Regions from separate parts of the Mus musculus genome. Here region 2 is linked to region 1. Evidence: chromatin loops called from intact Hi-C (ENCODE). Cell type or tissue: left cerebral cortex. All regions are shown on one strand. Links, peaks and the distances in the headings refer to the core of each region. The heading gives the core; the rest is flanking DNA.

Region 1 (15,526 bases), core at 6,910-11,909:
AGTTTTAGACATGGAAATACATTACAAAATATTTAGCAAGATTGTGGTAGGTGAACCTGTGTTCTTAGAAGCTGCCAACTTCTACTCCATGGCAGGTAAAGAAAATTCAAACAGGTCAGAGTAGTATAACAGAGATGACCTCTCCCTGGTTCACCATGCTGGCATCTGGGCACAGGAGAGAAGCAGAGAGAACCCATCACACCTGACCTGGGCAGGCATGCCTTGTTTAGATTAGGGTTGGGCATAGGAGCTACTCTTGGAAGGCAGAGTTGATGACCTCTGCTGACCCCGGGAGGGGTTAGTGAATCCAGAGCTAGAGGGGAGAATTAAAGACAAACCTGAGGCATCCTCTCTTCCACTTTGTTGTCTCCCATGCTAATCATAGTATAGGGAGCTTTGGGAACATAGGACTTGCTCACCTGAAGCTTCACATGGTCCTGCTTCTGAACCCTCTCCTTAAGTCTCTGCTGCTCTCACAACTGTGCCACCTAGAGGGATAGAGCCAGACACTCACTCACTTCACCAAGACCCCTGGAACCTGCTAAGCACTCGGTGCCCCTAGGGACCAGGTAGGACCAGCTAGTGATGTGGCATCTCTAGTATAGGGCAGGAAGAGGCAGGGAGGAGAAGTTGGGTACAGCACTCAGACAACTAGTGGCACTAGACACAGGCCATGACTAGGGGACAACTGTCTAGCCCTTACATGACAAGGACATGTCCCTGAGGCTCCCGGGTAGGACTCTGATTCCTGAGTAGGGATCCTCTAGCCCCAAGTATCCTCCACACCAGGGATCAGATGGCAGCTTTGTGCAGCTGCAGGGAAGGAAGCCAGGTATGTCAGAGACAGCAGCTCTATCACCCTAAACACCCACGCAGGCATATATACACGTGCCACATCTGCTTGTGATACTTAGTGATACCAACAGATCTGATTGCCCCATTCCAAACCTGCTGGTTCCACCCAGCCAAGTTCTGATGCTTTTCCATCCCACCATGGGCAGCCTTTGAGATGGCCCTGCTCACCACTGAGAACAGTCTCCTGTAGCAGATTGGTCTGGTGCTGTTCTGTATTCAAATGCTAAACTCTGTACCTCAAGATCCGGTTGCGCCAAGATGAGGAGGTCCTCACCTATACCAGCTTTTGGTGTGTAAAACTTGGTCCCCAAGTTATTCCTGATTGGTTAAAAAGGATGCTTACAGCCTGGGCTGGGCAGAAGAGACAGGGTAGAGTGAGGTTCCTGGGTTTGGGGTCTCAGGCATGGACCCAGAGGGAGGAGAGGGGACATGGAGGAAGAAGGAAGAAGGCATCGTGGGGTAGGTGGATGTGAGAGCCATGGTCATGGGGGTCGGCTGTTGGAGTATGAGCAGCCCAGGCTGAATGGGGCAAGTGATGTCTCTGGGATTTTGACAGGAAAGTGGACAAACTAGCATAGAGGGTTGAAATCTGGCCAGCTCTAGTGCTTTAAGGCTTATTTTAAAGGATTTGTGTATTTTATTTGGGAACTAAATGATCTAAGGTGGGATAAAAACTCCAAATAATATTTACCTTAACCATCTCCTTATGGTGGATATCCCTTTACCATTCCCTAAGAGTGTGGCATTGTGCTCACCAGAATTCTGTATTTGAAAACTAATAAGATATCAATAGCCAGGTGTGTTGGTGCATGCTTTTAATCCTGGCACTTGGGAGGCAGAGGTTTGAAGACAGCCTGGTCTACATCGCAAGTCCTAGGCTAGTCAGGGTTATGCAATGAGACCCTGTCTCCAAATAGTAGACCCTTAAAAGCAGACAGACAGACAAATCCATGAAAAGGTGGTGTGTGCGGGTGGGTGTGGTATGTGCACACATTCAACAGTGCATTCCCCTGTTGTGTCTGGCCAGCAGACCACAACCTGGGTTTTAGCCTGGAAAGGCATTTTGGAAACCTGGAAGAGAAGAGGGGCTAGGTGGCGAGAGAAAAGAATGTAGCCAAGACAGTTACTCTGATCAAGGCTCAAATTTTATTGTTGTGACACTAGTTATGAAGGAAGGGGGAGGGGACCCGATTTTTGCCGAATAATCTCGGGTTCAGTAGAAAGGTGTACGTGTGTGGCTCTTCAGGTTTCAGCAGTGGGCGTGGCAGAACGAATGAGCAGGAAGCTCTACCCCGAGCAAGCAGGTTTTAGGCTGGGGGAGGGGAGACTACATCTCCTCCCTTTTATTAACAAAATTAAAAAAAAGAAAAAGCTGGCCTGAGGGGGGAAAAATTATCTATGTTCAATAGTTTTGCCTGGAATCTAGGGCTAAAGAAAAAACTTGTTTTACTGGGATTTTTTAATTTTTTTTTATGGTAAACTGTATAAGGCTAAGACTGTCTTTTTTTATCTTAGTGAACAACTAACTGAAAAGCCTGGAGCTGTAGGCTCTGACTTTATAATGCTAATTAGTACTTGGTAGGTAACTTTCTAGTTGAATTTTAAGTAGGGCGTTGGAACTTTGGCTAAGTTTGACTGAACAAATGTGAAATACACTATAATAACACTAAGTTGATATTTCTCTGTTTTTTTGGATGATAGGTGGGAAACAGGGAGAAGGAGTTTGACCGGCTCTTGTAGTACAAGGCCAATTGGCTTTTTTATTTGGGTGGGAGGCAGTGAAGGGCTTGTCCTTTTAATAGTACGTCTCCAATCTCTCTCCCCCCTATTGATTTAGTTAAATAAGGCAACGCTTAACTGAGGTGATCAAATGATTTTTTCATCTGTAGATGAGTGGGCTTTTAACCTTGGCTTGGGTGGACATGGACCCGATTCCTCCCGTGGGTATTGATAAGACCCACACATGTGGCTCTGGGTATCTTTTGGGGAGGCGAGGTAGAGCCGGAAAATATTTTTTATTTTTAACCAAAATATGATACCAACCTCTTTTAAACCGGGTTTATCTTACAGGAAACTCAGAAATGGTCAAGCTGGACCTTTTCTTGTAGTAGTTCTGTACCAAGCGGTGTCCATACTGAATTTGTACAATCACAAACCAGTATGTACAGTTTTGAGTGCTGTGCAGCTCTTAAAGGAGAATTATCAACCTCAGAATTAGCAAAGCCTAAGCAAGAATTATGTCGTTAGTAACACCACGATTTGTGGCTAAAATAGGAGCTGGAAGTCGTTTTTCCTCATCCCTGTTTTTTTTACAGCCTATTGAGCTAAGGACACCTTGCAGTAACAGCAAGGGTGAAAAGCCAGAGGTCAGCTAAGGGGCTAAGCCTGTCTATCAAAATAAAAACCAATCTTTATTAATATAGAAATATCTACTTTTTTAGCCCTCTTGGTAAACCTAATTTTTAACTCAGACTGAAAACCACGTGCTGGAAATGTCTTGAGACTGGGGGTAACAGCTGCCACCTGTGTGTTTTAGGGGGGCGGGGATGCACATCCACTGGTCCGCCTCGAGAATGTTGATTTACCTGCTTGAAAGACAAAATCTTGAAAGACAGTGAGAAAGTAGGAAAGCAGAACTTTTTTGGGGGAACTCTAGGTACTTTATTTAAATGCAAACTGTAAAGCTGAGGCTAGTCTCCAGCCTCCTGTCGGGGAGCTGGCTCAGAGAGTAGCTTTTTTGGAGCCTGAGTCCTCAAGCCGACTTTTAAGCAAAAGAGGAATTTTAGTCCTCAAGGTGATACTTTAGAAGATTTAGAATCTGTGTTCATCTAACAAATTAATTTATCTGGCAGCCACTGCGCTCTATCTTTATCTCATGAAAAAACACAAACTGAGTCTCTACCCCAAATTAGAACTGGATCTGGACCCTTTTATTCGTTAGTCAGGGGGTCCTTTTATTTTACTAATGTATTAAGTGACCAATTGTTCTTTAATAGCTTTTTCTACTAGCTGTAAGGCCAGCAATCTTTCTGAGGTTAGGGATCTAGGGGAAGTGGGGGATGTGTTCTGAATTAACTTTGTTAGGTAATTTAGAATATAGGAATCTCTAACATTGGACTGAATATTAGGACCAGTTTAAGATTGAGTTAGAATGGCTGGTTACACTGAAGAAAAGAGAAAAATCATTATGACTCTATTAAATATACAGTCTCTGATGTACTATTGCCATAAAGTTAAAAGGCTAGAAGCTAGTCTAAACTGGAAAAATGACAAGTAAGGATGGATCTAAAACATGAATTTAATTTAGTTTTTTAGTCAATTTAATTAGGACATGAGTCAACTTACCTACTAGCTCGTCACACGAATTAATATGTTTTTGTAGCGTTTTGTGGAGAAAACCTGTTTTTTTCTTTTTTAATAAGGTAGTTGTTTTAGGATTAATCTATAAGCCAATAAGTAGATCTCTTTAAGATACTATAAAGCATTTATTAAACTCTTTGACATTAAAATATTAGATTTTGAAAATAAAGGTAAGACTTTAATAGTGTGCATGGGAATGCACTAAATAGCATGCATGGGGATACAATTTCTCTTTTTTTTGTCTTTTAAGAAGTTAAAGTTTTAAAATTTTATAATACCTAAACTTTTGAATTAATAACTAGTTGACAAAATATTTTAAATACATGGCTGTAAAGGGGCAGTGACTAATTGCACTTTTAATCAATTTTTTTAAGGAGCAGTTGTAACTAGAAGGCTTGCAAAGTTATTAAGAGTCACATGTGTATAATTTATTTATTAACTAGAAATATGCATAAGCAATTGTAAATTTGAGAATTAATAGTATCTGAGGGATGAACAATTTAAGCAATTGCGAGCTCAGAGATATGGCATTGACTATTAATATACAAATTAAGGTTTGATTGTTTAGCATTTTAAAACACCATCTACAGCACACAACTAGATCATCTGTGCTGGAACAGGGGAAACTGTGTCTTAAGACTCCGCCCCACAGAAGCTAGTTGGGCCCACGTGGGCCAACGATCCGCTGGGAGGATGAGAAAAATGACTTTACAATAATGTTTTCTTTTTGGCCAAAGAATTGTTTTGGGCACAACCAATTTTTAATTACCAATTAATAACAATTATAAAAGCTTTCTTTATTTTTTGTAAAACCTTTTGTAGTAAACTAAAACCCTAAGTAATAAAAGGATATTGTCTCTGAATCTTTTGGGTGAGAGCAAGGATTTAAGGTAAACTTTAAGAAGCATTAGTTAATAAAATACCTTTTACTTAGGAAACAATATACACTGAAAGATTAAAACTCTTGGCTTCTTGTATAGAAGCAGAAACAATAAAATTTTTTTTTACATAATGTAAAGTTACATTAGCCATACCTAGAGGCAAAATTTTCTAGTGATTACAGTTCACTAGAAGCAAAACTCTTTGAATTTAAGCATTATTTTAAACATCTGAATAGATCTGTAACACTGTTAAAAAGAAATTCTCTTGAACACAGGGAAAAAACTTTCTCAGGCACTGTTTGTAAAACAAAAGAAAGGCCACAAGCTGCTCTGGGGCTGCCCAGAGCCCTGTATTGACTCAAACGTAAAATACTTTTTAATCTGAGCATCTTGGCCCTCTTGTAATAAGGACCGATTCTAGAGAAACAATATAACTGTCTACGCCTCCAAATTTTGATACTCTTTCTTAAGATGACTTACAGTTAAAACGTTCTTCACAACTTTAGTGTTGTGAAAAAATTGCCCGTACTGCAGTTTTCTGCCAGGCAGCAACTATAACCAAACTGTTTGTCTAATTTATTTACAAAGACAAACATAACTAGATAACTCTGTCACAGTTTTGTATGAAGTGAGCTGTATGAGCGCTCTCATAAGATGATTACTCTTGTAATTATCTTAATTACAGTATACAGGTGAATTAAAGATCTTAAATTTGAAATCAAACTGCAAGCTGCAGTCAATGGAACAATAGCAGTTTTAACCATAATTTTTAAGTTTTTTGTGTAAGGTTAGGATAATACCTGTAACCTTGGGAAAGCAAAACCCAAGTTTAAAACAATTTATTATCTTTAAAATCAATATTAGAAGCATTATTATCATATTACGAAGTTTGGATGTCAATTAATACCTATGAATACCTATTAAAGCAAGCTTTAATGCTTTAATAAAGAGACATTGCTTTAAATCTTATTTTAAATTTTACTATTTAGGATACGAACCACATTAATTATTACCTAAACTAGAAATATCTTTAGAGACCCAGCCTCTTGGGCTGCCTTATGCCATGTGTCAGAAGGACTCTAAACTTGAGTTATCAAATTTAATACTAACCATCTGTAGCAATGTAACAATTATTAATCTTAACCAACAACTTATGAGCTGATTGTGAAAACACTCAGAGCACATTACCAATAAAAAAGAACCAAATGAAGCAGTTACATTTAGACCAATCAGAGAATAATAATTTTTGTAGCTACAACCATAAAAATAAAAAACACTTTACCATTGTCAAACACATTAATCATGAACCATTTATTAGCTTTTTTACTCTGAAACTTAGAGGCTGTGCACTCGCCCTTATTTCCTAAAACGAACAGTTTTTTCAGCAGGGGCCCTCTCGCCACGTGTCTGATTCTTGGCTGAAACACGTGGCAGCTCTCGGCTTTGCAGATAAAGTTTTTTATACCATCTTTATTATCCAACACAAAACATAGAACATTCATTCATACAGACTGGACACGAACATACATGAATTGAACACGAGAACAGATTGGTGCACCGGACATTAGACAAGACACAAAAGGGAACAGAGTACTCTTGCTATAAGGCCCAGAGAGATATTTCTCTCTGCTTTTTGGGACATTTTCCTCCCTTATGATGCATTTTTTATTAACTGGGGCAATCCGCCTATTCCTTTTAATAAACCCTTTCTTTTCTCACACCTCATGTAGCTTCGGAGAGCTACGGCCTACCGCCTGATACCCAGCTCTTCACTGCTGAACCTAAGTGAACCAGCGCTCGGGTTTAACGCTGTCTCAGCTTAGCCCATACCTTCTCCGGTATGAATTTCCCTTATCCTTTATTTTATGGAGCTCCGAACCAGCAGCGTCTCTTTCAAAAATCCTTTGCCGTTTCTCAGTCCCGCGTTGGTTCGCCAATTGTTGTGTCTGGCCAGCAGACCACAACCTGGGTTCTAGCCTGGAAAGGCATTTTGGAAACCTGGAAGAGAAGAGGGGCTAGGTGGCGAGAGAAAAGAATGTAGCCAAGACAGTTACTCTGATCAAGGCTCAAATTTTATTGTTGCGACACTAGTTATGAAGGAAGGGGGAGGGGACCCAATTCCCGCCGAATAATCTCGGGTCCAGTAGAAAGGTGCACGTGTGTGGCTCCTCAGGTTCCAGCAGTGGGCGTGGCAGAACGAATGAGCAGGAAGCTCCACCCCGAGCAAGCAGGTTTCAGGCTGGGGGAGGGGAGACTACATTCCCCCAGGAGGCAATGTGTGGAGGTCAGAGGTTGATGTCATGAGATCTTTTATTGGTTGCTTCCATAATTTTACTGAACCTGGATTTTGCTGTATCATTTAGCCTTGTTGGCCAACTAACTTCCAGGATCCTCCTGCTCTGTCCCCAGTGCTGGGGTTACAGGCACACATGCCACTATGTCTAGCAGATGAGGGTACTGGGAACTGAACTTGGGTTCTCATGCTTGTACATCAGGCTCTTTACACACTAAACCACCGCCCCAGGCCCAGAGTAGATTCTGGTTGACATTTTAGCTGTTAGTGAAATACAGTGGAAAATGCCATCTCAGTACAGTCTGAATGGGATTGGGTCTTTTTTTTTTTAATTTTAATTTTTTGAGGTCATTTCTCTGTATAGCCTGGCTGTCCTGGACTCACTTTGTAGACCAGGCTGGCCTCAAACTCAAAGAGATCCACCTGCCTCTGTCTCCCACCACACCTGGCCCTGTTTGTGCTTTTCAATGGGCTTCTCTGACTTAAAGCTATTTTATTTCTGTAAGTCAATATAACTTGTAAAAAATAACAGTGGTTCTGATGCAAGATTTCAACTCTCTCTCTCTCAATTTTTAAAATCCAGTTTACAGCATTGGTGCCCATTGACAGTAGTGATTTCAAGTGCAGTCCTGTAGCATCTGAGGTTAGACACCCAGGGCACAGCTCAACATTCTGTAGTGTCTGGAATATTTACCTCAGTGACCAAGCATGCACCAGCTTATAAACAGAGCCAAGGTAGAGGAAGGCTGGGTCTCAGGGAAGGAAAAAGCTAGCAGCAATTCCCTAAGAGCGTCACCTGCAGGAAAGGCTTTCCTATGGGATAAACTTTGAAATTGTGTTCTAGGTTCCTCTGGGTGTGATGTAGACTCTTGAGTTTCTGCAATGATACTCACTGCATGATGTCATCATAGAAATTAAATGAGAAAAGATAAGGGAAAACAATGGATTTCATGTCCAGGTGCCACAGGAGGGGTTTGCAATGGCCAGCACTTTATGAATTATCCAGTCTTTTTTAATGGTTAAATGAACTTATATTAAGATAGTGTGGGAGAACCCACAAGACAGTCAAACACACACTGTCTTACTGCAGGTTGGCTGGCCCAGAAGGGTTAGGAGAGGTTCCCCAGGGGGACTGAGCAGCCCCTCAAGGCACAAGTGGCCAGGCCCCTCCCCTGAGCACCTCCAACTGCCAGGTGTAATGGCCAGACCCAGACCCCACCCTACAGAGTAAAAAACCCAAGCTTAGGACTTGAAATCCCACCAAGCCTCACCCTGGAAAGCTCCCCATCCCCACCCGGCCACTCCTGAAACCCTATCTAAACCCTGTCTTCTGTTCAGTTCTCTCTTGACTTCAGGGATAGAAGTGATGGCTCTGTAGTTCAGAGCACAGGCTGCAGGGCCTGGGTTCAATTCTGGTGACTCACAACCAGCTGTAAATCCAGTCCTGCGATACAGCGCCCTCTCCTGGCCTCTCCTGACACTGCACACATGGTGGTGCACATACACACATGCAGGCAAACACTCATGCACATAAAAGTAAAATCTTTTAAAAGTAAAAAACAAAACCCACACAGCTCTTTAACGTTTCATTTTTAAAATGTTTTTTTCTAGCAGTACATTCTTTAAAAGAAGTTAACAACTTCAATTTCAAATATAAGGTTTAAATAATGCAAATGAAAAGCTGTTGTTTTCGGTGAAGCTACCGTAGCCTAATGACCCTGGGAAAAGTACTCTTATAACTGAACCAATGCAAAAGTCCCTTAGAAAAGCTTCATCTGTTGCCTGGAAAGAGTCTTCTTAAGGTCACTTTACGTCTAGACCATCGCCTCGACTCCAAAGGAGGAGCTTTGCTTGGTAATGGCTTGTGGTTCCACAGTGTTTTGTGTATGGGAAGCAGAGACTAAGAGACACTACTGGAGTCATTGGGACTGTAGGTTCCACCACGGATCGTCCCCAACACTGGAACATTCTCCCTTAACCTTCAGCAAGACACAAAAGAAAAATCAAGTCCCACCTTAACCCCCACCTCAGTCACCCCTGTTGGTGGGATTAAGAGGCCCCTGTGCATCAAGTCCAGAGCTCTCGTGAGACCCAGTGTGCTTATGAAGAAACCTGCAGGCTCTGAGTATCATCCCGGCCAGGGCAAGGGTCTGCAGACAGAGGCATCTGGTGCTGCTGGGCTCCCCGGGTGACCCTTGCATGGAAGCACTTCTTCCCTCGGAGGCAGGGAAAGATGCAATGCTCCCGACAGTACAGATAAAAGCTCATAAGCCAGGCTGGGCATCTGAGTCCCCAGAGAGGTGCCCACTTGCTGCTGGTATTTATTGCTGGGACAAGAGAGCGCTGCGGTTGGCTTTCATCTTTTCCAGTCGCTTTACGAGGTGGCCGTTGCTCACCTCGAGCTCTTCTGTTTTGTCCAGTGCAGAGCGAAGCTGGAAGAAGGAGAGAGGGCGATGAGCTTGCTTTCTCCCAACGTGGCGGGGCTCTGCATGGCCACGCAGCTAGCCCTATCAGAAAGCACTGCAAAAACCCAGCCACACTGGAATCTGAAAAGTTGTGTGTATGTGCACGTTTCTCTTTTCTTTTTCACTTTTAAAAATATTTGGTCACATTTTTACTTATGAAAGTTATTTCATTTATTTTGTTTTGATTTTATTTTATTCTATTTATAAGCTTATGCCTGTGCACCACACGCATGCAGGTACCCACAGAGGCAAGAAGATAGGACCAGAATCCCTGAAAGTGGGGTTACAGACATTTGTGAGCTGTTGTGTAGGTGCAGGGAACTGAACGTGGGTCCTCTGCAAGAGCAGCCAGTACTCCTAGCCATATAGCCATCTCTCCATCTATATATGTTTCTTTTCTTTTTTTCTTTCTTTCTCTTTGTGTCAAAGAAAAAGTGTATTTACTCTTCAGGATGTAAAATAAATTCAAATGATTTACAATAAATGTTGCATGCAAGAATATTTTTCTAAACTTAAAAAAAAAGTTGGTGCTGGGATTTGAACATAGGACCATGTGTATACTCAGCGTGCAATCCACCCCTGACATGGGTCCCAGGCTCCCAGAAGAGTATTTTTTATTAGTTTCATGTATGGTTTGAACCAAAGGAATGAATCAAATATCAGAAGTATGACCTATATTTTCTTTTCTTTTCTCCACCCCTTCCCTTAAATATTTGTTAATTGGCTGTGGGGGGAAGGGATGTTAGCTTTCACAGACAATATCACACACCAGTCATGGGGCAGAAAGATAGGAGAGAGCCTGAAGGCCCCTCTTCAATAGCAAGTGGGTAGGCAGGGGCCTGGAGTGTTGATGGAGCAGCATTAGATCAGCTCTGGCTAGTAGGCATGGTTAGAGATGAAGAGATATTCACAGGCTGCGGCTCCAGACTGACTGCTTGGGATCTGTGTGTGACTCTTAACTGAATAACAAAACATGACTCACTTCAGGTCTAGGTTCTTAACTAGGAGATGCTCCTCATCTGGAACGACTCCAGACCTGCCCTATCCTGTGGGTCTTGATGGACTCAGAAATGATGAATGTAGTGAGCCAACAACTACAGATGGAGCAGAGCCTGGACCAGCTAGAGAAGGTAACTCTCTGGTGTGGGGGAGCCGGGACCAAGGTCTCTGTAGTTGGAAATTTAAAGCTTGAATGTCAAGAGTCTCAAACAGTCCCAGCCTAGAGCCAGGGGCAGAGGGCTTGGGTACCATAGAGATAGCCATGTGAGCAGGTTGCTCTGAGGCCAGCAGACAGCAGGGCAGAGGGCTGGTCCTAGGGAGGGAGTTCTAGAGGAGCTGTCAGTTGCTGGGACCCAACCCATGGCTCTGCTTTCCATACCAGCTCCCATGCAGGTGGCTGGGGTTCCAGGACCTAAGATTCCACCTCCTAGCCGGGCGGTGGTGGCTCAAGCCTTTAATCCCAGCACTTGGGAGGCAGAGGCAGGCAGATTTCTGAGTTCGAGGCCAGCCTGGTTTACAAAGTGAGTTCCAGGACAGCCAGGGCTATACAGAGAAACCCTGTCTCGGAAAACCAAAAACAAAAAATAAATAAACAAACAAACAAAAAAAAAACCAAACCAAAACCAAAACCAAACCAAACCAAACCAAAAAAGACTCCACCTCCTACCTCCTTCCTCAGGCTCCCAAGCAACCTCACAAATCACTGAGCTTGGATAGGGAGAAACCATGGTGATGGTGGTTGGGTGTCTGTCTGGTGAGTGGGAAGAAACCATGGTGATGGTGGTTGGGTATCTGTCTGGTGAGTGTGGAGAAACCATGGTGATGGTGGTTGGGTGTCTGTCTGGTGAGTGGGGAGAAACCATGGTGATGGTGGTTGGGTGTCTGTCTGGTGAGTGGGGAGAAACCATGGTGATGGTGGTTGGGTGTCTGTCTGGTGAGTGGGGAGAAACCATGGTGATGGTGGTTGGGTGTCTGTCTGGTAAGTGGGGAGAAACCATGGTGATGGTGGTTGGGTGTCTGTCTGGTGAGTGAGGAGAAACCATGGTGATGGTGGTTGGGTGTCTGTCTGGTGAGTGAGGAGAGCAATGGTCAAAGACTGAACACATGTCAGCTGTCGGGACGGAACAGAGAAGGCTGGGTTTATAATATATATGGGAATGATTCACTTATTAACCGCGACCTCACTCCAACATGCAGCCGCCTGCCGAGCAGATGACTATTTTCCAAGTGAACAACTTGGCCCGATCTCCTCAGGGAAGTTAAACATTCCGTTTCCAAAGGAGTAAAAGCAGGGCCTGGGAAGTTTACCTCTCTCTGGAGCTTCCGTTTTTCTGCCTTTAGTTCATCTTCTATTTTTTCTGCATTTTCGGCGGCTGATCGATAGCGCGTTACTTGGCTCTCTAACCTTATTACCTGAAAGGTAATAATAAGAAAGCCACTGACACAAACTCATTCACTGTTTTCTTTTGCTGTTTGCTTTATTTGCGATCAAAGGATGCGATTTAATGAAACTGAAAATACGTGGTGTGAGTGACAGTGTGGCATTCTGGACATCACTTCAGCTCTCTCTGACTAACTCGTCTAGTAGCATTTCGGAGTGACCCCCATCTTGAGAGCAAAAGGCCCCTTTGCTTTCATAACCCCCTCATGGGACTTGAAAGTGCTTACAAAAGGACCCAAGTTCAAATCTCAGAACTCAAATAAAAAGCTGGGCATGAGAGCAAGATACTGATTGCCCTCTGGCCTGTGTTCCCTGGTCTTGGCTGAACAGAAGGCAGATGATGCTGGCTGGACCTTGGCTCATCTCCTAGGCTGCTGCCAGGGAAGGCCAGTAATGACAGCGTAAGAGAGGAGGGAGGCTTCGTGTGGATGTGAGGGTGTGCCCATGCTGGATGTGAGGGTGTGTCCATAGCTGGATGTGAAGGTGTGTGTCCACATCCTAGAATTTGGAACGCAGAGGTAGGAGGATCAAAATTCAAGATCAGGCTGAATATATAGCATCACTCTTTGTTTTTATGAAAAGGTTTGGCACGTATATCCACATTTGAGGGGATAGTGCCTCCTTTGTCCTCCTCACCCTAGAATGGGACACAGGCTGCCCCTTGGACCCAGGATGCAGAGGTGGGAGGGCCCCATGTTTGTTCATCTGGCTGTGGGGAGAAAGGCTAGAAGCTCAAGGAAAAAGATGTGTGGGCATAAAGTGTGCTGTGATGGTTTGTATGTGCTCCATCAAGGAAGTGGCACTATTAGGTGTGGCCTTGTTGGAGTAGGTGTGTCACTGTGGGTGTGGACTTTTTTTTGTTGTTGTTGTTTTGCTTTGTTTTGGTTTTTTGGAGACAGGGTTTCTCTGTGTAGCCCTGGCTGTCCTGGAACTCACTTTGTAGACCAGGCTTGCCTTAAACTCAGAAATCCGCCTGCCTCTGTCTCCTGAGTGCTGGGATTAAAAGCGTGCGCCACCACACCTGGCTGGGTGGAAGCCAATATTCTCCTAGCAGCCTGCAGATGAAGATGTAGAACTCTCAGCTCCTCCTGCACCATGCCTGCCTGGATGCTGCCATACTCCTGCCTTGACAATAATGGACTGAACCTCTGAAGCTGTAAGCCAGCCCCAATTAGTTGTTGTCCTTATAAGAGTTGCCTTGGTCATGGTGTCTGTTCACAGCAGTAAAACCCTAAGACATATGTTGAATAAACAACTATTTAAATTAGTTTATGTATATGTGTATTGATGTGTACGTGATGCGGGTGCATAGCACTGGGGGTTGTTCTTCAGGAGCTGTCCACCGTGTTTTCATGAGACAAGGTCCTCACTGGCCTACAGCGAGGCTGGCTGGCTGCAAGCACTAGCAGGGAATGGTAGGCTCTGGCCACTGTGCTCACCTTTTCATGTGGGTTCTGAGGATCTAATTCAGGCTGCCTTACAAGTACTTTACAGACCGAGCCACACCCCCACATAAATAATACAGTTTGAAACATCTGCAAGCCACATTGACAGGAGCTGTTTTGTTATTACAGCCATTATAAAACATGAGTACCACTGTGACAACTTAGATTCTAATAAACAACTTGTCCTGAACTTCCCTTCCCGACTCTGCAAGCAACGTCTTGAAAGCCAGGCATGGGGATACTCTTGTAATCTCAGCACTTGGGAAACAGAGGCAGGAGAGGTAGATCAGGAGTTTGAGGTCACCCTTGGCTACATAGTGAGTTTGAGGCCAGCCTGGGCCACGTTGAGACCCTGTCTCAAGAACAACAAAAGACTAAAGCCAATAGATGCCTTAAGAGACTTGCTTTCTTAACCCACGTCACCAGGACCTGTGGGTATGTGAGACCAGAGGGTGACATCAGGCACCCTCCTCATTGGCTCTCCATCTTATACTTGAGATAAAGTCCCTCGCTGAGCCTGAACTTCATAGATTAGGTAGCCTGGCTGGCCAGCACACCCTGGAGATCCTTCTGTCCCCAGGCAAGGAATACAGACATGCTGTGCCATCCCTAACTTCTCATATGGAGCTGGGGAATCTGAACTCAGGGTCATCTTCCTGCCTCCCTAGAACCCCATTTGATTTGCAAAGTCTCTTGAAGAGGCTCTCAACCTGCAAGGTCATGACCTCTAGGGTGTTGAAGGACCCTTTCACAGGAGTTGCATCTCAGATATCCTGTATTATATCATGTATTTACATTAAGACTCATAACTAACAAAATTACAGATATGAAGTAGTAATAAAAACAATTTTATGGTTGGAGGTCACTACAACGTGATGAGCTGTATAAAAGTGTCACCATGTTAGGAAGGTTGAGGACCACTGCTCTGTTGCTTTTGGCCCTCGGCCATTCAGACCCCACACAACCACCCATCCATCCAGACTGCTCAGGACTGCGGAGAGTCAACATACATTTTGTTCTAAGGCAGTTATCTCTTGCTCAGATTTTGCAAGTTTAAATTTGAGGTCGCTGATCTGTCTGTTGGCATCTCCTAAAGGGTGACAAAGAAAGGAACACGGGTTAAGTTTCTCAGGCTCTAGAACATTCTGTTCCTGGGAATCATCATTTCACAAAGTCTTCACAGTCTAATCTCAGCCTCCACAGAATCAGACAAGGCGCACCCTCTCTGGGCGTTGGCTGGGAGCATGTCTGTACTTCTTATGTGTACGTAGAAGACCAAGGTAAGAAGGAACCCCCAGAGATGTGACAAAGGAGACGAAGGAGAGGGGCTGAGCATAATCTCATCTCCTGCAAATCTGTTTTAGTTGACTAGCGTAACACGGGCCTATCACACGAAGCAAAGCAGATGTGTTTCTGACCACACCCACTTGTGCATCCTGGGATACCTGCTCCATCCCACAGGCTTATGCCGCCTTCTCCCCACTTTGCTTTACTCACAGAAAAGGTTTCTGTGCTGTGGAACCCAGGAGCTTTCGGGGACAGGAGGGAATGCTGGGTATCCTTTACCCCGAGTGTTTACAATCAGCACACACAAAAGCGTGCGCTCCCACACAGGGCTCAATACTCACTTTGCAGATCCATGACATGCGCGTCTGTCCCATTCTCCAAGATACCGTCCTCGGCTCGAAGAAGGTCCAGCTTGTTGTTCTTCTGTCTTCCCTCCAGCTGCCCTTTGAGCTTCTTAATCTGAAAACACCCCAATAAAATAGATTTGTTTCTTTTTTTTT
Region 2 (15,526 bases), core at 4,602-9,601, 250 kb before region 1:
ATGTGGCAATGCTGCTAGACATGGCCAAAGGCATTGCTTTCGCTTCTAGAAGTGTTCCAGCTCTGTAGAGAACTTAACTAGGCAGCCTCTGAGTGCGACACCATTCTGTGCTACAGCAGACTCCTGCCCTTTAACTGCTCAGTTGGAGGGAAGTGCCTGTTACCACGGTTGGCAGCCTAGAGCACGCAGATGCATACTCTCAGGGTCTCCAGCAGCATAGTTGGCAACTCTACTGATTGGGAGTTTTTAGAAATGGGAGTTTTTGGGTCCTCATTAAATTGTCACCAGATTAAATTTCTCCTTGGGGATCACTTTCTCCTGACCCTTAGTCCCACATCCCCATTAGTGTGAGGCAGCGCTTCTTTGACTCTGATCTCCTTAGGTGCAGCTCACATGTCTGTCACAGCTCCAGGCTTTGTGGCAGAACCCTGAATTGTGGCCACAAGGAAATGCCTTGAGGGAATATTGCTTATTTGTACCACTGTGATGTTGCTGAGCTAGGCTGCCGTAGTACCTCTTATTTGCTCTGGGACTAGGGCTTCTAGAGGGTAAGGCACAGTTTTGTATTGGCTTTTTGTTTTCTTTCCCCAGCCTCTTCGGTGATCTTTGGTCTGAAAGGCTATGTGGCAGAGCGGAAGGGTGAGAGGGAGGAGATGCAGGATGCCCATGTCATCCTGAACGATATCACTCAGGAGTGTAATCCTCCATCATCTCTCATGTGAGTGTTTACAGTCCAGCAAGCCTGGCTGGTGCTCATTTCTCCTCTGTTCTAAGTTTTGGACTGTGTGAAGATGTTTCTCCAAGAAAGACTGACGCCATGAGTAACCTGCCTTTTGCATCAGTGGATCTTAGATGGGAGAATATTTTTAAGATAGTTGTTACCATCTGAGGATATTTTTGGAGTAGGCCGTGGCTATTGGTATTTGGTGGGTAGAGAAAAGAATATTACATTGCTAAACAAGGGACTGCCCCTCAGCAAAGATCTGCCCAACCTAGATTTCCTCAGTGTTGCATCTGAGTGCCGCTGAGTGAGAACTGTCTCCCCTGCTATGGACTTCAGGCAGTTGTACTCTCACGGGGACTGATCAGCTTCGGGCTGAGTGCTATTACTCTGTGTCCTAGAGAGTGGATGAATTGAAAGTCACCGAGTAAACTCTGCAGGAAGTGTGGGTGTGGTGGTACATGATTGTCGTCCTGTCCTGAGTTCCCAGCACTCAGTGGATGTTGAGTTCCTGGAAAGTCTTAGAACTACCAAAAAGGCTTTGCCTCCAAATTAAACCCAGCGGAGTCTTATGGCATTGGGAGAGGCTGTACAGCTAGATAATCAGGGCCCAGAAAGACCAAAGTAGTCAAAATGGCCTGGAAGAAAGAAAGCGGTGCACACATGGAACTGAAGCCTTTGATAAGTGCTCTTACTGATCAAAGGAATGCAAAGAAGTTTGAAAGAAAAGTTCATCTTAACCCTAAATGTCATTTCTCATTAATAGTTTTCTTTCTGATGTAGTTTTAAGTTAAAATTATTGTGTGCATTTATGATGCAGGTGGAACTGTGCTGTGTAGTTTTGTCAGTGGATAACTTTGTGGGGTTGGTTTTCTCCGTCCACCATTACACGGGTACCAGGAATTGAATGCAGGGTGTCAGGTTGTCAAGCCAAACTACCCAGTTAACCATCTAGCTGGGTTTTCTGACAAAAGTTGGTAGGAAATAGGAATAAGAAGATCAGCATAAGCTTTGAAGTTAGATATTAATCAACACTTAAGCGACAATCCTGTAACTTCTCCCTTGTTCATATGAACATTTTGGACAAGAGTCTTGGATGAGTAACTTTTTTCATTTGTTTAACAAAAGTCTGATTTAAATGGGATAAAAGTTCTGAATTCTAATTTCACTGAGAAATTATATAGCTTAGTTTATAAATTTTATTTATTATATGTGTATAAGTTTTTACCTTCATGTATGTATATGCACCACATGCATGCTTGGTACCCAGAGAGATCAGAAGAAGGCTTTGAATTCCCTGGAACTGGAGTAATGGATGCTGGGAACTGATCCTGGGTCCCCTGCAGGAGCAATAAGTGCTCTTAACCACTGAGCCATCTCTCCAGCCACAGCTTAGTTTTTGAAACAAATGTTGTTTTGTTTGTTTTGTGTCTTAAGATAGGTCTCACTCTGTAGGCCAGGCAGATCTTGGAGCTCACAATGTTAGCATTTCTCACGCTCCAGCCTCCTGTGTTCTGGGATAACAGGTGTGAGCTACTATACTGGACTCAACAATTAAAATGGATGAAACTTACTTAAATCTCTTAAATACCTTTTCCCACATGTCAGTGTGACTGGTATCTCAACAATGTGAATTTCATGTTCATTGCTTGAGATGAAACTTCAAAGCTTTAATGAAGCTGAGTGTGGTGAAATTACCTACGTGTAATCTCAGCACACCTGGGCAGGGGCACAAGGCTCTGTAATTGGAGGCCAGACTGGGCTAAATATGGAGCCCCCACCTCAAAACTCAGTAAAGCAAGCTTCAGTGAAGAGGTGTGTTCATTGTTTTAGGGATATAATTAACCTTTAATTCGTTCTTCTAGTACTCGGGTTTCATACTTTGCTGTGTTTGATGGACATGGAGGAATACGAGCCTCGAAATTTGCTGCACAGAATTTGCACCAGAACTTAATCAGGAAATTTCCTAAAGGTGAGACTGAGAACTGAACCTGTGGACGTTTGACTTGCTGTGCTGTTTGCATGGCCGAGTCTGTCGGACTGGGTGTTTTGCTTTGGCAGAACGTCGTTGATGGGTTTGGGGATGTTGCACAGTTGATAGTTTACCTGACTAGCATGCCTGAGGCCCTAGATTCAGTCCTCAGGACTACGTATACTGGGTATGATGGTTCATGAGGCAGATGAGCAGTTCAAAAATCATTTTCAGCTGCACAGTAAGTTTGAAGCCTGGCCTACATAAGTCTCTGTCACCAAAAAAGAAAGTCTTAGGCTTAGGTTCAGAAAGTCTGAGCTTAGGGTTCAGAAGAGGCTGTGTAAATAAAGCACCATTTCTTAGCTTGTTAAGTGTCTGGGATGTGGTTAAGTGTCTTGTCTGCCTCCACGCTGTGGAAACCAGTACATCGGAATTGCATGGCGCTCCTACAGGTGAGGAAGTAGATTGTTGACAAGGACATGCTTAGAAAATAGTTTATATGTGAAAACGACCAACAGAACCTGAGTGGGCAGCAGCCTTCTCCTCTTGAAAGATGACTCTGTTTGACCCTTCTCTACCAGGAGATATAATCAGTGTGGAGAAGACTGTAAAGAGGTGTCTGCTAGATACTTTTAAGCACACCGATGAAGAGTTCCTGAAACAGGCTTCAAGCCAGTGAGTATCTGCATGCAGAATGCTCAGTGCGTGGTGTTTTCCTGAGCAACCTCAGGTCTTGTGATGCTGTTTAGCACAATGCTTTCTGTCTCAGGAGTACCCAGCACCATGTGTGAGCTCTTACAACCATTAATTAAGGAGGATGTGGGGCCAGCGGGAAGCCAGTCAGGATGATTGCCACTAATTTTTATTCCCTGAGTTCAGTTCCAAAGGGTAAAATGAGATATTCCCTTCACACACATGCATGCTTACACACTGTGCACACACATACAATAATATTTTTTTAGGTAAATAAAATTTAAAAAGCAGAAAAAAATGCTTTTTAGAAAAATGTATGTTGGAGTTGTAGAGATGGATGGTTCAGTGGTTAAGAGCACAGGCTGCCTCTTCTAGAGGACCAGCACTCCCATAATGGCTCACAGTTTCCTGTAACTCCAGTTCCAAGGATTCTAATGGCCTCCTGGTCTCCAGGAGCAGCAGGTATGCACTTGAATACATGCAGACAAGACACTCGTACATTTTAAGAAGGGGAAAAAAAAGATGTGTGTATTTCTGCATCACATGGGCTATGTTAGGAAGAATTGTTTGGTGTTTGTTTTTAGTTTTGAGAGAGGGTTTCACTGTGTATCCTTGGCTGGCCTCAAACTTAAAAGTTTTGCCTGCCTCTGGAGTGAACCAAAGGTATGTGGCCCCTCTGTGCCCAAAATAAAGAGCTTTGTTTCTGCTTACTGTTCTGGACTTGAGGCACAGCTATAGGGCAGCCCAGTTAGTTCAGACCTTTGATTCGAGTGGCATACTATGGTAGCAGTGAGTCTCAGCATGTGTGTTCATGAGCCAGACAGCAAGAGACAGGGAAAATGAGCCCAAGCCCCACAATCCCTTTGAAGGACTTTGCAGTAAGATCCCACAGCTCCTTATGAGGAAACTTTCACAGTGACCTAAATCTCTCATAAGGCCCCATTTCCTAGAGGGCCACAGTATTTTCTAATAGTGTCACCATGGGATCCCAACCTTTGACATAGGAGCATCTGGGGACACTACCCATATCCAAACTATGGAGTAATACAGAGGATACAATCTGTTTTAGCCTGGCAGACTTGCTGTTTAGCTCTATAAATTAGTCTCTGGGCACTCGCCAGTAGTGGTGACTGCGTTTCTGATGTGTTTCCCCAGGAAGCCTGCCTGGAAAGACGGGTCCACTGCCACGTGTGTCCTGGCTGTGGACAACATCCTGTATATCGCCAACCTTGGAGATAGTCGGGTATGTGGCTCTGAGCCACCTGCTTAGGTGACAGCATGTCTTAAGGAGAGACCTTAAGCAAGTTAAAGTGTTGGTGGCTGGTTGGGCCTTCCCTTCTAGTGGGGTTTCTGCAAGGAGTGTTCCAGTGTACACCTGGGACAGACTCGGCAGCTGAGCAGGGCCGTCTGTTCTCCCCAGGGCAAGAGCTGGCTGGTTCACACCGAGATGCTGTCTCCCCTGCCAATAGGATTTCGGGGGTTTTTTGTTTTGGTTTGGTTTTGTTTTTTTGTTTTTTTGTTTTATTGGTTTGTTTGCTTGTTTTTTGTTTTGGTTTGTTTGCCATGCTATTAAATGACACTGGGGTTTAGAATGAAATCTGTGTGCAGGTAACTTAGATCCTCATTTTTATGACATAGTTGGTATTGAATGAAAGTATTAACTCCACCTTTCCAAGGGCTTTGACTGCAGAGTAGCTAGAGAGCCGTGAAAGGGAAGGCCAAGGCCAAGCACATCTGCAGCACGGGAGCCCAGGGACAGGTCAGGTGCTATAGGGAGTGGCCTTATGTTCAAGCATGCTGCTTTCCACCCAGTCCTGTGTCCTTCAGTTGCCAGTGACCACTCACTAAGCAGCCTCTACCACTCCTCCTCTGGTGCTTAGGGCTAGGACTCATCACTAGGAATGCAGCTGTAAACGGAGGTGACAGCCTGTCCTCAGGGAGCTTAGGTTCCTGGGAGCCTTGATAGACAAGTTCTAGTATATAAGTAAACAAGTATACAAGTAGAACTTGTTTAGAACAAGTTACTCAAACCAGAACAGGAGGGAAAATGTGTCACTCCACCTTCTCCCCCGTCCCCCCCAAATTCTTCATACCCAGACCCAGTATGAACCCTATGAACCCTGGTTCTTTATGTGACTTTAAGCAAATTACTCCTCTGGGTTTCAGTGTCCTCTGTGAAAGGGACACAGTAACCATGGCCGTGGGAGCAAACAGGGAGTGTGTGCTGTGCTTGCCTGTATCCTCAATTCTCAGAAAAGCTCACAGCCTTCTGACTTTGGCCATGGTATTTGTTAAATGCCTCCCATCTTTGTCACTAATGCCACCAACAATGGCCATTTGAGAGATTGGCTACAGTCAGCCAGCAAGGCTTATGACAGAATTGACACCAAAACTGGGGATTTCTCACCCTTAGAGTGAGAACAACTTTCCTATTTGCTATTTCTTTGATGCTGGATTCTCTGAGCTTCTGTATGTCAGCAAGCAACTGAATGTGAAATCATTGTAAGTCTCCCTTTGACTGAGTCCTAGATGCTGCTCACTGAATTCCATGGTTTGCGATCTCTGTCTTCCCAGGCAATCCTGTGTCGATATAATGAGGAAAGTCAGAAGCACGCAGCCTTAAGCCTCAGCAAAGAGCACAACCCAACTCAGTATGAAGAGCGCATGAGGATACAGAAAGCTGGAGGGAATGTCAGGTATCCAGGGCATTTATGGGGTCCCAGGAACTCAGCCTCCACACCATTGAGGATTAATGTGCATAGTAAGGTCCACTCTCAGGTCTGGCAGTGCATATGAATAACTTAGTTCATCTGTGTCACAGTAAAGGTAGAAAGTGTCTCCCTGGCTGAACAGAAAGACAAAACCTGTCTCAAGTGAGTACTTACCACTCAGCTATTTTCAGTGTGTCTGGGGAGCTTCTCTCATACTGTCCTTGCTTGGTTTTTGTACAGGGTCTCATCTAGCCCAGGCTGGCCTCACCTCAGTCTATAACCAAAGCTGGCCTTAAACTTGTAATTTTCCTGCCTCCAGCTCCTCACTTCTGGAATTATTGGCCTGCCTTAGCATACCCAGTTTATATATTGCGCTGTGGCACTGAAAGTCTCTAGTGGTTAGTAGACCAGGTTCAAAGCTAGGTATGGGAACACTTGCACTTTCAGGTACTTGGGAGGTTGAGACAGGAGAGTATTTGAGTTCAGGAGTTCAAGGTCCACCTGTGCAATGTGGTGAGGCACTCTCTCAAAAATTAGTTAATAAAGGGACGCCTTCAGAGTGTGCTGTTGCTGACACAGAGATTGCTGCTGTACCTCCTCAGTTCACTCACCGCTGTCTTCAAAGGTCATGTGACCAGAGTCGATCACTTGTGTGCCCAGAGGTGAAATGAGAACTTCATTCTTCCACTTCATGGACATTGCCTTCTAAATGTGACCCTGTTTTCTGGTTCTTTCTATAATTTGTCCTCAAGTTTTTTTTGTTCTGTTGGAGATAAAATGTTCAAAAATGTCCTTTTAGCTAAGCTGCTGGGGTGTTTGAACTTGAAGTCTGAAGGCTTTCTCTTCTCTAATGTATGAGAGCTGGGAGGCTTTGTGCATGGCTGCTGGGCATAGAGGGAGGCAGCCAGGTTACATGGGGTCACACAGGACGTGGCACCACAGTCTGTACACCAGCAGGTAACCTTTGGGTCATGATCAGAGGGGTCGCATATCAGATTTACATAATGGTTCATAACAGTATCAAAATTACAGTTATGAAGTACCAACAAAATAATTGCATGGTTGGGGGTCACCACAGCCTGAGGAACTGTACTAAAGGGTCATTAGGAAGGGTGAGAACCATTTCTACAGCACCTAGACGGTAGCCACAAGGGGGCAGCAGTGTGGTGTCCATTGACAAATGACGTAAGACTAGCCTGTTAGTAGAGTTCCTTACAATGAAGGCAGTGTGTAGCAGGGCTTCCTTTGGGCGTATGAAGAGATGTTTGCTTTTCTTTTACAAGGAATGGGCTAGCCTGGCAGGCTTTCTGAAGACAGTGACATTGCAGTACATCGGCATCGTGTACCTGGGACTGGGCTAAGTACTAGTGTCATGGTCCTTGGGGACCAGAGCTTATAGCTGTCTATACTGGTGTTCACACACTGGCTTTGGGCTTCTGCTGGTCTCCAGGGTGGAACATTCTTCCCCCTTTCCCACAGCTAAAGGAGTCAGTGGTCTCCTACTTCCTTCAGGAGTCAGGTGAGCCCCAGACCCAGGAAGAGCAGGAGGCTTAGCTTTTGAGAACTTGGAGTAGGAAGGCTCTGCTCATAGCTAAGATCTGAGCTGCAGAAGAGGTTCTCTCATGGCTCTTAAGTTTGGGGCTGCTTCCTATATGGGTGCTCCCAAGCCGAGCACTCTCACTGCTCCTGTTCAGCACTGCTCCTAGGCACTTCCATTACTCCAGTTCTGTTTAATAATTTGTATTCTAGAATGCTCTGTTTTCCCCAGGAAACAGCAGAAGTCTCTAGGGAGATCCACCCCATAATCAGCATCCAAACGCTGACACCATTGCATACCCTAGCAAGATTTTATCGAAAGGACCCAGATGTAGCTGTCTCTTGTGAGACTATGCCAGGGCCTAGCAAACACAGAAGTGGATGCTCACAGTCAGCTAATGGATGTATCACAGGGCTCCCAATGGAGGAGCTAGAGAAAGCACCCAAGGAGCTAAAGGGATCTGCAACCCTATAGGTGGAACAACATTATGAACTAACCAGTACCCCGGAGCTCTTGACTCTAGCTGCATATGTATCAAAAGATGGCCTAGTCGGCCATCACTGGAAAGAGAGGCCCTTTGGACACGCAAACTTTATATGCCCCAGTACAGGAGAACTCCAGGGCCAAAAAGGGGGAGTGGGTGGGTAGGGGAGTGGGGGTGGGTGGGTATGGGGGACTTTTGGTATAGCATTGGAAATGTAAATGAGCTAAATACCTAATAAAAAATGGAAAAAAAAAAGTCTCTAGGGATTAAAAAACATTCATTCAGGGTGACTGAACTGAGTCACTGGGGGTGACTGGAATTAAGGCTGCCTCCAGAACTGTAGCACCAGCCCAGGAGGAACTTCCTGTCCCACCTATATCTGTACAGCATCTCGTTAGTGACTTAGGAGCCTCAAGGATACTAAACCACCACACTGCTTTGGTATTTAGTAAGTCTTAAAAATGATGTCCTCAGAGCCCAGGGAGTCAATATGAGAGCCTGGGCTAGCATAGTTCTTGGGGCAGTGTAACTGTACACTGGTTCTCTGTGATCATAGTGTCTGCCTAAGGTACCTCTTCTATTTATAGGTCATCTGTTTTTTCCTTCACAGAAAAGTGTGAGAGAGATTATCATGAGTGAGATTGTAGCCCTACTGGTGTGAAAGTGCTTCAGCAGCTAGGAACTATAGCTTCAGATATCCTCTGAGCCTAGCTTCGACAGTTAGAGTGCTTACCACCCTCTTTCCTGCCACCCACACACAGGCTGTGTGCGTAGTCATTTAAGGGGCATAGACTCATACCATCTTGTTAGAATAACTGGGCATGGGAGGTTGGGGAAGGGGTATAGGCATTGCTGTGAGATTCACTGTTGAGTCCATCAACAGTTAGGTTGGATGGTGCCCATTGTTGCTGCTAGTGTATAGCTGTGTAGTCCTCATCCCCGAGGGGAGCAAGACCTGAATGACCTCGGTTTATGTCTGTGTCTCACTGGAGATAAAGAAATGTTGGTGGTGGTGGTGAGTGCCTTTGATCCAGCACTCGGGGCAGAGGCATGTGGATTTGAGAGGCCAGCCTGTGAGTTTTAGGATAGCCAGGACTACACAAAGAAACCATGTCTCAAACTAAACAAAAAGAAATGTCAGACTCAGCTATTGTAGACTCTCAGTTTCTGCTTTCAGGGACCTGTGAGGAGTTAAGTCTGACAGTCTGACGTTATTCCCTTCATTTTAGAGATGGGCGTGTCTTGGGCGTGCTGGAGGTATCGCGTTCCATTGGAGATGGGCAGTACAAGCGCTGTGGGGTCACATCTGTGCCTGATATCAGACGCTGCCAGCTGACCCCCAATGACAGGTAAAAGCAAACGGTCACCAAAAGTGTGGGTATACACATACAGGGGCTTGTTTCTCTTGCTGACTTTCCTCCAATCTGCGTTCAGCCTTTGCTGGGGGAAGTTGGGGAGGGGTATGCAGTATGCCTGGTCCTGTGGTACAGAGACAGACACCTGTGGGTTCTGGTTTCACGGGGTCCACGGTGGTCAGGAATCAATTGAGATGGATGCTTGCTTTATCACAGGAATGTAGGGGTTGTGCTAAGAGGCTTTAGAGGCATCCATTCCAGAGAGACTATCCAGACCATGTCCACTCATTCATGTATAGCGTGAAACAGCCAGGACTGTGGTGGCCAGGGGCTTGGTGGATGGAGAGGAAAGTGGGAAGAAGTTCTGGGGACAGACTGAGCAGGATCTGTGGGGTGGCCAAGGCATTTGGGTTTTAGCTTATAAATCAAGGCCTGAGTGACTGAGAAAAACTTCCTGTTGCAGGTAGATTGAGAGTAGCACAGGAAACCTAGCAAGACTGGCTGAGGGCAAGGTAACAGCCCTCTTGACCCCAACAGGGTGGGGTAAGCCTGAGCCAAACTGAGCAGAAGGAATGGAAGGAGCTCAGAGAAACAGGACTGAGCTGGAGCAGGGGCTGGTGGCAGAGCATAGAGGCCACACGGCAGCCTCCAGACCTGCTAGGAAGAGCCATGTTCTGACACCTACCTGCCTAGGCTACGTTGTCAGTTATCCTGGGATATTGGAGTGTGTTTCTGGAGGCCCCTTGTACGGTTATGGCATTCTCTGCCCTAGATTAGGACAGGCCATCTGCCTGGGGTCTTCTGTGCTCTCCTAGCATGGCACCTTAGGGACAACTATGACAGTAGCAGTATGTAGTGACAGTGCTGTGCTAAGCCCATGTCTGTGATTGACTATTCTGAGTCTGAAAAATACTGGAAAGAGTAGCCTGTCTAGACTTGTCCCCACCATGTCTCAACCTCAGGTTGTGTGCTCACAAAATATGGCTAGGTATGTGCCCTGTCAGAAAATAGAGACTCTGGACAGGCTAAGAAACAAAAGCAGGTAGCTATTTTAAAGCCAGGCCAAGAGAACAGTGGCTTCCACAACAGAACATAAATGCTCAGAGGCTTCCTCTGGGCATCTCGGGAACAGTGAGCTGTGTTCAGACCAGAAAGTGGGGATATCCACTCTAGGATCTCAGACCCTCAGCAGTGAAGCACCACCCAAGGATGCTTCCCTTAGGATGCTTGTTCTCCATCCTTGGGCCTGTGGTGGCTCACAGGTATGTTCACTACATACCTGCTGCCATGATTGTCCCTAAGGAACCAGAATGCAGCATCTCCTTCTGAGGTCTCTGAGATTCTACTTACGGGTGGGAAAATGTCCCTCTTGTGGTATACAGCATCCTTCCTTAAACCACAACTCATTTTAAAGAGTTTCAGCTTCCTTACACAAATTCTATTGCTTTAAAATTTTCGTGGCCATTGAGTTGTTGGACAGGCACAGTGCTACTGGATTGGTTTTGAGGATTTTTGTTTAATTTGGTTTTTTGATTTATTTTCATTTTATTTTTTTATGTGTGTTGGTATTTTGCCTGCAATATGTCTGTGTGAGGGTGTAAGGTCCTGGAGTTACAGTTGTGAGTTGCCAACTGGGTGTTGAACCTGGGTTCTTGCAAGAGCAGTCAGTACTCCCAACTGCTGAGCCATCTCTCCAGCCCCTTGTTTTATTTTTGTAGACAGGGTCTCACTATATATACCAGCTAGCCTAGAGATGCACCTGCCTCTGCTAGCTGAGCTCTGGGACTAAAGGTGTGACGACCAAGCCTGGTTGGTTTGGGTCTGTTGAGACAACTTGCCCTACTGGAGTCAAACTTGCTGTGTAGCCAGAATGACCCCTCTCTACCTCCAGAGGACTGAGATTACACATATGTGTGCCATTATTCTTTTTATTTTTAGGGTAGTGAGTGGAACCAGGGCTTTCCTTAACGTTAGGCAGCCAGCCACTCCTCACTGAGCTCTCAGGTCACCTTTGTTCAGGAGCTTGTGGCTGAGACCCTTGTTTTTTCCCTGTATCTTAGGTTCATTTTGCTGGCTTGCGACGGGCTTTTCAAGGTCTTTACCCCAGAAGAAGCTGTGAACTTCATCTTGTCCTGCCTTGAGGTGAGACATCTTAGAGGGTGTGCCACTTGTCTCAGCTGCTTTGTTTCCATTGCCCCGCAACCCCTGTGTCAGGAGTAATCTGTGAACTCCGTCAACATAAGCCCTGTTATGGAGCTCACCAGGCACTGTCCTGCCAGTCTTTGTTAGGGACAGAGCAGGCCCTGCCCTGGTGTAGTGTCTTAAAAGAATGACAGAGGCTGGTGCCCTGTTCACTCAGATCCCATCCCTTTGGTAGGATGACAAGATCCAGACCCGGGAAGGGAAGCCTGCTGTTGATGCCCGCTATGAAGCTGCATGCAACAGGCTGGCCAACAAGGCAGTGCAGCGGGGCTCAGCAGACAACGTGACGGTGATGGTGGTGAGGATAGGACACTGAGGCCAGCACACTGGCGTGTGCTCTTGACTTGCAGGTTCATTTTGTTTGTGCACGCTGTGTGTACTCCTGTGGGACTTCCATGGTTGTAAATAAAGGTTTCTTTTTTTCCTAGTTATTTGAGTGACTGGTCCTGAGTTAACTGTGTTTGCTCTAGAATGTGCTCTGGATCTGTCCTTGTCAGAACCACCATGGGCCTCTTGGACAAGCTCATGATGACCTGTTAGTAGTTCACAGGCTCTTGCTGTCATTGTGACCCTTTGGGGAAGTGGGGCCTTGCAGTAAGATGACAGGATAATAGGGCTCTGTTCAGTTTTCTATACAGAGCACATTTCTGGCAGGAGCCCAGGTGTGGCTGAAATGGGGTCCATAGGTGAATTTACCACATACCATGCCGTCTCACCAGGTTCCTAGACAACTTCATTCATCTCGTTCCTGTTTCCCTGAAGTGAGCCCTGAGAGGATGACTGTCGTCCTGGCTTACACCCAGCTGTCAATCTCAGGAGTGCTTGGTTCGCTGCCTGAGTGGATGGTCTAGCCCATGGCAGGGAACCTCTGGGCATGATTGGCCCCCGAAGAACTTTCTAACCTGTCTCCAAATTTACCTTCTGTGTAGGAACATCAGGCTGGGGCTATTTAGTGAAGAGCTCTTGTAGATTTTTGTATGAACGCTGGCCAGGGGCTGTAATACTACATAGCTGCCTTTCCAGACCTGTTTTATGACAGTCACTGTCCTCCTCCTCCACAGCCGTATCACTGTTGGCCAGTTAGAAAATGTGCTGCAGATGCTACAAGGACCTCAAAATATCCTGTACAAACCATAGATGACTTCTTAGGGTCTGTCATGGAAAAGCCATAAATAGAAATTGAATGCATACAAATGTCCCTAAATTTAAACATTCAAAAGTCCAGTCTGGGTTACATACTAAGACTCTGCCTCAGAAACCCACTCAGAGCTGAAGACATATCTTGGTGGAGGGCTTTCCTAGCATGCTTGGGATCCTGGGTTCCTTCACCATAAACCAGACATGGCAGTACATGCCTATAGATAGCCCCAACACCTGATTAGAGGCAGGAAGATCAGAATTGGAAGGCCACCCTCCACTATAGCCAGTTTGAGGCTAGCCTGGGATGCCTGAGACACTGTTCAAAACACAAACCCCAACATACTAGGGAGGGTGTCAAGCTGGAGTCAGCTCATTTGGTGAATGTGCTTGCCATTCGTGAGGGCCTGAGTTTAATTTCCATCATCCACATAAGAAACCAAGTGTGGTAGCACACGGCTTATAATCCTGTTCTGGGAATGGTGGGAACAGGCAGATCCTCAGACCTTGAATCTGGGACCTAGTGAGATCCAGTCCCCACAAAACAAAGTGCTTGGCTCCTGAGGAACACCCTAAGTTGACCTCTGCATGTACTCCACACAGAGGAATAAAAACCTTTCAAAATAACACTGTGGGCCCAGTGAGCTTGTTCAGCTGCTAAAGACACTTCCTGCCAAGCCTAAGTACCCAGATTCAGTCTCCAGGACCCACAAAGTAAGAGAACCAACTGCTGTGGCTGTCATCTGATCTCCATATCCGTACCTCCCAAATAAATGCAATTCAAATAAATTTTAAGTAACTTCAAGAACATTAGCGCTACCCTGTCTACAGGGACTGAGAGACAGCAATCCTGCTTGGAGACTAGGACCTGGGCAGCCTGGCATACAGACAGAGAATGCCAACTCATCAGAAAGCTAAACAGTTTAATTTAGCAATTTCATAGCAGCCCAGGAATCATTCAGTGCCCCATAGGCTGTGACCCATGTCCCCAAGTGCTTCTGTCTGGGTAACTCTTGGCACTGTGGCCTTCCTGGTTAGTAAGAGCCTCTCCTGCTACTTCAGTAGGAGTCTCAAGACTAAAGGCATTTCTCCCTTGCTTTCCAGAGCTTACCCCTCATGGTCTTTGGTGAAGTGAGCTGGAAAGAGGTCATGCTTCTCGGGTCTGCCCTTCATTGTTAGGGCTTTGTGTGATCCATTACATAAATATATTCTGCCTAGCAATATGACACAATAAATACTTTTAAGTTGCTGTGTAACACAGTTGTTGGAAGGTAAGATATGTGCTTATGTGGCTTTCTCAAGGGTAGAAGATAACGTCACTGACATGTCTGTGCCCACTGGATACAAAATGAAATCCAGAAAAGGGTGGGGTGTTTCCACCTCATGTCCTTATCAGAGTGCCAGGGAGTCAGGACCCAGGCCAGCACAGTGCTTCCTGGTAGGGTGGGTACCAGCCATACTGAGAATCGGGCCAGGCCTGCTCACGGACAGCTCCCCCAGGCACCTGTCGCTCTGTTGGAAGCCTGATTTGGGGACAGGTCCGATTATAGAAGGGCGTTCTGATGTGGTAGCTTCATCCTGGTGTCAGCTGAAAGATGAAGCAACTGGAGCTATCCCCTCTGTCCCAGGCTTGAGCACTCCTGCTAGGCCAAGAGATCCCAAAGCAGCTGGTGGGTGTGGACTGCTGGCTGTCAGCTCTTTCATCAGCAGGCCATCAGGACTTGGAAGGTCCAGCCCTCTCCACTGCCTATTAGGATCTGGTCCCACATTTTGTTAAAAATGGGAAAACCACTAAAGCAGGCTGCAGGGTGGCAGCCCTTCTCATGGGAAGAGCCCTCAGCCAGCTTCTTCCTCCCAAGCTGCCATTCAGCCAGACCACCCACCCCCTTTACAATGGAGTCTCAGGAGGGAAACTTGTGAGCAGGTGCCCTGTGTGGATAACTGTGCTCAAACTTTGGTTTAGTGTGTGGGCCCTAGCAGTGAGCCCGAGCCTCCGAGGGTTGGGAAGTTGGCTGGTAGCCTTTGTAGAGGATAAGGATGGCAAAGGAGTGTAGCTCCAGTATGTTAGGGTGCTCACCAGGGGCCTGCAGGTCATCGTGCTTACCCCAGACACAGAAACTGCTGCCAGGCCTAGGATTACTGGCCCCTGACGTTCCTAGGTCCCTGAGGCTGTACTCTAGGCAGACATAGAGAATACTGCAGGATAGGAACTCAGGAACCCAGGTAGACAGTGTATGGTCCAAGAAGGTCTGGGCTTCCCTCTTAAGCACTAAGGACCTACAGTCATTTCCTACCCTGTGCAGGCTGAGTTGTCCCAGGTAGTGAGTGGCCTGACTAGTTTGCTGGGCCACAGGAAGGAATTTGAGCCTGAATAGAGCTACAAGGATGCCAGCTCTGTAGCTGGGAATAGAGCAAGTGCTACCATGTAAGCTGGATGGTCCCAGAAGAGCCAAGCAGGGCTTAGGATATTCACAAATTGCTGCTGGTTCTGGGAGAGCCTGCTTCCATCACCTCTGCAGGAATACAGTGGCTATGGTAAGAGGTATTGCGATGGCCAGTGTGTGCAGAGGTCCAGTGGGCTTCCTTGTGCACAGGGCCACTGTCACCACTCTGCTTGGTAAGGGTAAGAGCCTGCAGCAGCTGCTCACAGGCCCAGGAGGATAGCACTGAAGTGAGAGCCACTGCGTACCGTGAGGGAGGAGCCGCTGGCATTG

What was found. Hi-C counts contacts between places; a loop is a spot of excess contacts. Peaks named below come from ENCODE experiments on the same cell type or tissue, not always from the same donor. Only the 100,000 strongest peaks of a DNase experiment are listed, where the experiment ranks them.
Region 2: a loop joins it to region 1, with 2.2 times the contacts of the local background. A loop is called at or near these places in 2 of 42 quality-filtered maps.

What each region holds. Positions count from the first base shown.
Region 1 is chr1:91,122,381-91,137,906 of GRCm38, reverse strand. It overlaps Lrrfip1 (leucine rich repeat (in FLII) interacting protein 1), which reads right to left. Exons shown (of 25, transcript NM_001310732.1): 22 at 15,368-15,485; 23 at 14,750-14,829; 24 at 12,162-12,266; 25 at 8,963-9,821. The coding sequence ends at 9,711. Among named protein-coding and RNA genes, the nearest start is that of Rbm44, 15 kb to the left of the region's middle. In left cerebral cortex, for the core only: a CTCF peak has its summit at 8,867 (motif pointing left); a DNase peak (open chromatin) is centred at 8,849.
Region 2 is chr1:91,372,407-91,387,932 of GRCm38, reverse strand. It overlaps Ilkap (integrin-linked kinase-associated serine/threonine phosphatase 2C), which reads left to right. Exons shown (of 12, transcript NM_023343.3): 5 at 592-718; 6 at 2,587-2,693; 7 at 3,275-3,368; 8 at 4,542-4,629; 9 at 5,961-6,082; 10 at 9,348-9,467; 11 at 11,534-11,615; 12 at 11,851-12,106. The coding sequence ends at 11,991. Erfe (erythroferrone) reads right to left here. Exons shown (of 8, transcript NM_173395.2): 8 at 13,716-15,526. The coding sequence ends at 15,457. Among named protein-coding and RNA genes, the nearest start is that of Erfe, 14 kb to the right of the region's middle. In left cerebral cortex, for the core only: CTCF peaks have their summits at 7,246 (motif pointing right) and 8,782; DNase peaks (open chromatin) are centred at 7,260 and 8,836.